Regions from separate parts of the Homo sapiens genome. Here region 1 is linked to region 2. Evidence: read pairs that join two places in POLR2A ChIA-PET (ENCODE). Cell type or tissue: A673. All regions are shown on one strand.

What was found. Peaks named below come from ENCODE experiments on the same cell type or tissue, not always from the same donor. Only the 100,000 strongest peaks of a DNase experiment are listed, where the experiment ranks them.
Region 1: POLR2A ChIA-PET joins it to region 2 with 6 read pairs; 1 of 35 experiments calls an interaction of 5 or more read pairs at or near these places.

Annotation. Positions count from the first base shown.
Region 1 is chr11:46,606,715-46,609,214 of GRCh38, forward strand. All of the region lies in intron 2 of HARBI1 (harbinger transposase derived 1), which reads right to left. Among named protein-coding and RNA genes, the nearest start is that of HARBI1, 9.3 kb to the right of the region's middle. In A673, no CTCF peak of the experiment used is centred here; a DNase peak (open chromatin) is centred at 977.
Region 2 is chr11:47,761,724-47,764,223 of GRCh38, forward strand. The region is part of intron 2 of FNBP4 (formin binding protein 4); the gene reads right to left. Among named protein-coding and RNA genes, the nearest start is that of FNBP4, 4.4 kb to the right of the region's middle. In A673, no CTCF peak of the experiment used is centred here; no DNase peak of the experiment used is centred here.

The DNA of each region.
Region 1 (2,500 bases), 1.2 Mb before region 2:
TCACTGCAACCTCAAACTCCTGAGCTCAAGCAATCCTCCCAACACACCCTCCTGAGTAGCTGGGATTACAGGCACATGCCACAACACCCAGCTAATTTTTAAACTTTTTGTAGAGACAGGGTCTTGTTATGTTGCTAGGCTGACCCTGAACTCCTGGCCTCAAGCATTCCTCCCGCTTCAGGAGGAACTCCCACCTGCTTCACCTCCCAAGGTGCTGACATTACAGGTGTGACCACCACACCCAGCTGGTACTTTTTAAAGATTATCAGGCTGGGCACGGTGGCTCACACCTGTAATCCCAGCACTTTGAGAGGCTAAGGCAGGCGGATCACCTGAGGTCAGGAGTTTGAGACCAGTCTGGTCAACACAGCAAAACCCCATCTCTACTAAAAATACAAAAATTAGCCAGGCATGGTGGTGCGTGCCTGTAGCCCCAGCTACAGGAGGCTGAGGTAGAAAACTGTTTGAACCTGGGAGGTAGAGGATGCAGTGAGCCGAGATCACGCCACTGCACTCCAGCCAAGGCGACAGGGTGAGACTGTCTCAAAAAAAAAAAAAAAAAAAAGATTATCTCTTATTATGCAATCCCAACTCTGCTAGGTTAGATATTGAACTTATTTTTCAAATGAGAAGATCAAAGTATATGTTCGTCATCCTTTGATATGTTAGGCAAAGGAAAGACCTAGTCACTAAATGCTAATTTCAGACTCAGAATACTAAAACAAGAGCATAATAAAACAAGAATATAATGCTGTAAAAGAGAATAAAATAAGTAAGATGAATACTGAAAACTGGAGATGCTAAATGATCCTTGTTAAAGTTTCTCTAAGAAATGGTATGAGTCTTAAATGGAGGAGATATACAGGAAAAGCTAAAGGAGACCTTTTGTAAAATTGCTCTACCCTCACTAAATGGTTATAAACCAAGCACTACTGGAAAACAGACACTCAAGAGGGGATTAGGATCAGAATTGCTAAACAGATTACAATTGCTTATATGATCAGTCATCCACAAGACATTTTGGCAGATCTTACCCAAAGCTGCTTAATAGGACTAGGCCAAGAGCTAAAGAAATAAGAACTGAGGCTGAATTGTTTGCAGGAATAGGTATATTTAGAGGGGAATTTAGATAATGCATTCTGAAGGGACAGATGAGAATGAGGACAGGAATGGATAATATCGTAGGAAAAATAATGCAAAAAAAAAAAAAAAAAAGGCCAGAGGCTCACAGCTAGTTCTAGGTTTGACAAATCTAGAACTGTTCCTCAAACCTAAGGGTTGTTTCTTAAAATACAATTAGGCGGCCAGGTGCAGGGCTTCATGCCTGTAATCCCAGCACTTTGGGAGGCCACAGTGGGTGGATCACCTGAGGTTGGGAGTTTGAGACCAGCCTGACCAACGTGGTGAAGCCCCGTCTCTACTAAAATACAAAAATTAGCTGGGCATGGTGGCAGGCACCTGTAATTTCAGCTACTCAGGAGGCTGAGGCAGGAGAATTGCTTGAACCCAGGAGGCACAGGTTGCAGTGAGCTGAGATCGCCCCATTGCACCACAGCCTGGGCAACAAGAGCGAAACTCCATCTCAAACAACAACAACAACAACAACAACAAAAATACAATTAGCCATCTATTCTCTCTTTTAACATCTTGTCATTCCTTATAATCCTGCCAATCTTCCCATAATTACTCCCACTGTCCACACAACCTTTAGAGACTAGTGTTTTCCAAATCTGTCTATTCATATGAATGATTTAGGGTATCTCTCTGTTGCCCAGACTGGAGTGCAATAGCACGATCGTAGCTCACTGCAGCCTTGAACTCCTAGGCTCAAGTGATCCTCCCAGGTCAGCCTCCTGAGTAAGCTGGGACTACAGGCACACGCCACCATGCCTGGCAATTAAAAAAAAAATTTTTTTTTTTTTTTGGAGATACAGTCTCCAGCCCAGTCTGGAGTACAGTCACAGAATCTTGGTTCACTACAACCTCCGCCTCCTGGGTTCAAGCAATTCTCCTGCCTCAGCCACTCGAGTAGCTGGGATTACAGGCATGCGCCACCAGGCCCGGCTAATTTTGTATTTTTAGTAGAGACAGGGTTTCACCATGTTGGCCAGGCTAATCTTGAACTCCTGACCTCAGGTGATCTGCCTGCCTCGGCCTCCCAAAGTGCTGGGATTACAGGCTTGAGCCACCGCACCTGACAAATTTTTTTTTTCTTTTTTTTTTTTTGAGGCAAAGTCTCGCTCTTGTCCCCCAGGCTAGAGTGCAATGGCGTGATCTCAGCTCACTGCAACCTCCGCCTCCCAGGTTCAAGCGATTCTCCTGCCTCAGCCTCCCGAGTAGCTGGGATTACAGGCGCCTGCCACCACACCTGGCTAATTTTTATATTTTTAGAAGAGATGGGATTTCACCATCTTGGCCAGGCTGGTCTCAAACTTCTGACCTCAGGTGATGTGCCCGCCTTGGCCTCCAAAAGTGCTGGGATTTAGCACCTGGCTAAAAT
Region 2 (2,500 bases):
GGCAATAAAGTGAGACCATGTCTACAGAAAGAAAAAAAATTTTATTAAAAACAACAACAAAGCTGGCCAGGTGTCACTGACCTATAAGCAGGTACTAAAGAACTCCAAGAATTTAATTTCTTTTTTTTTTTTGAGACAGAGTTTCGCTCTTGTTGCCCAGGCTGGAGTGCAATGGCGTGATCTTGGCTCACCGCAACCTCTGCCTCCTGGGTTCAAGCGATTTTCCTGCCTCAGCCTCCTAAGTAGCTGGAATTACAGGCATGCGCCACCATGCCCAGCTAGTTTTGTATTTTTAGTAGAGACGGGGTTTCTCCGTGCTGGTCAGGCTGGTCTCGAACTCCAGACCTCAGATGATCCGCCAGCTTCAGCCTCCCAAAGTGCTGGGATTAGAGGCGTGAGGCACAGCGTCTGGCTGTTTTTTTTTTTTGAGATGGAGTCTTACTCTGTCACCCAGGCTGGAGTGCAATGGTGTGGTCTAGCTCATTGCAACCTCCGCCTCCCGGGTTCAAGCGATTCTCCCACCTCAGCCTCACGAGTAGCTGGGACTACAGGTGCGTGCCACCATACCCAGCTAATTGTATTTTTAGTAGCGATGGGGTTTCACTATGTTGGCCAGGATGGTCTTGAACTCCCGACCTTGTCATCCGCCCGCCTTGGCCTCCCAAAGTGCTGGAATTACACGCGTGAACCACCGTGCCCCGCCTATTTTTTTAAATTATTTTTGACACAGGGTCTCATTCTGTCACCTAGACTGGGTTGCAGTGGCATGATCATATATAGCTGACTGCAGCCTTGAACTCCTGGGCTCAAGCGATCCTCCTGCCTCAGTCTCCCAAGTAGCTAGGCCCACAGGTGCTCATCAGCACGTCTAGCTAATTTTAAACTTTTTTGTAGAGGTGGGGGTCTCGGCCAAGTGTGATGGCTCATGCGTTTAATCCCAGCACTTTGGGAGGCTGAGGCAGGTGGATTACTTGAAGTCAGGAGTTCCAGACCAGCCTGGCCAACATGGTGAACCGTCTCTACTGAAAATACAAAAATTAGCTGGGCATGGTGGCGTGGGCCCGTAATCCCAGCTACTTGGAAGGCTGAGGAAGGAGAATCGCCGGAGCCCAGGACACAGAGACTGCAGTGAGCCAAGATCACGCCACTGCACTCCAGCCTGGGCAACAGAGACTCTGATTCCAAAAAAAAAAAAAAAAAAAAAGAGTCTCTCTGCTGCCTAGGCTGCTCTTGAACTCTAGGATTCAAGTGATCCTCCCACCTCAGCCTCCCAAAGCACTAGGATTACAGGCATGAGCCACCCATTTTCAGGGGCGTTAAAAACTAAGCTCCTGGGCTGGGCACAGTGGCTCATGCCTGTAATCCCAGCACTTTGGGAGGCCAAGGCAGGAAGATCACTTAAACCCTAGAGTTGTAAGAACAAGTCCTTGACTACTGTTAAGATGAAGATGTGTTGCAGGCTGGGCGTGGTGGCTCAGACCTGTGATCACCGCACTTTGGGAGTCCAAGGCGGGTGGATCACTTGAAGTCAGGAGTTCAAGACCAGTCTGGCCAACATGGCAAAACCCCGTCTCTACTAAAAATACAAAAATTAGCCGGTAATCCCAGCTGCTCAGGAGGGTGAGGTAGGAGAAATCACTTCAACCCGGGAGGCAGAGGTTGCAGTGAGCCAAGATCACACCACTGCACTTGAACTCAAAAAAAAAAAAAAAAAAAGATTTGTTGCTACTTAAAGCCTGAGAAAGCATGGTCATTCTTCAGAGCCATAGTGTTTTGTTTTGTTTTGTTTTGTTTTGAGACGGAGTCTTGCTCTGTCGCCCAGGCTGGAGTGCAGTGGCGTGATCTCGGCTCACTGCAAGCTCCGCCTCCCGGGTTCACGCCATTCTCCTGCCTCAGCCTCCCGAGTAGCTGGGACTACAGGCGCCCGCCACCACGCCCAGCTAATTTTCTGTATTTTTAATAGAGATGGGGTTTCACCGTGTTAGCCAGGATGGTCTCGATCTCCTGACGTCATTATCCACCTGCCTCGGCCTCCCAAAATGCTGGGATTACAAGCGTGAGCCACTGTGCCTGGCCCAGAGCCATAGTTTTTAGCAGTCTTTTTTTGAGAAAGGTGTTGACCCCTCAAACCTCAACATTCTTACTTACCTTTGAGGGATGGTGCTACACAATTTGTATATCAGCTACCTATATCAGGCAGTAAATTATTTCTTAGGTATATACCTCTTATGGCTTGAATGTGCCCCTAAAAAGGATGTTTTGGAAATTAAATCCCCAGTGCAACAGTGTTGGGAGGTAGGGGCCTAATGGAAGATGTTGACATCACGAGAGGACATTCAAACCACAGGAGTAATCAAGGAAGTTTCTCCTAGAAACATTTAAATTTATATTTTATTTTATGTATTTATTTGAGACAGGTTCTTACGGTCGCCCAGGCTGGAGTGCAGTGGCAAAACCTCAGTTCACTGCAACCTCCACCTCCTGAGTAGCTGCGATTATA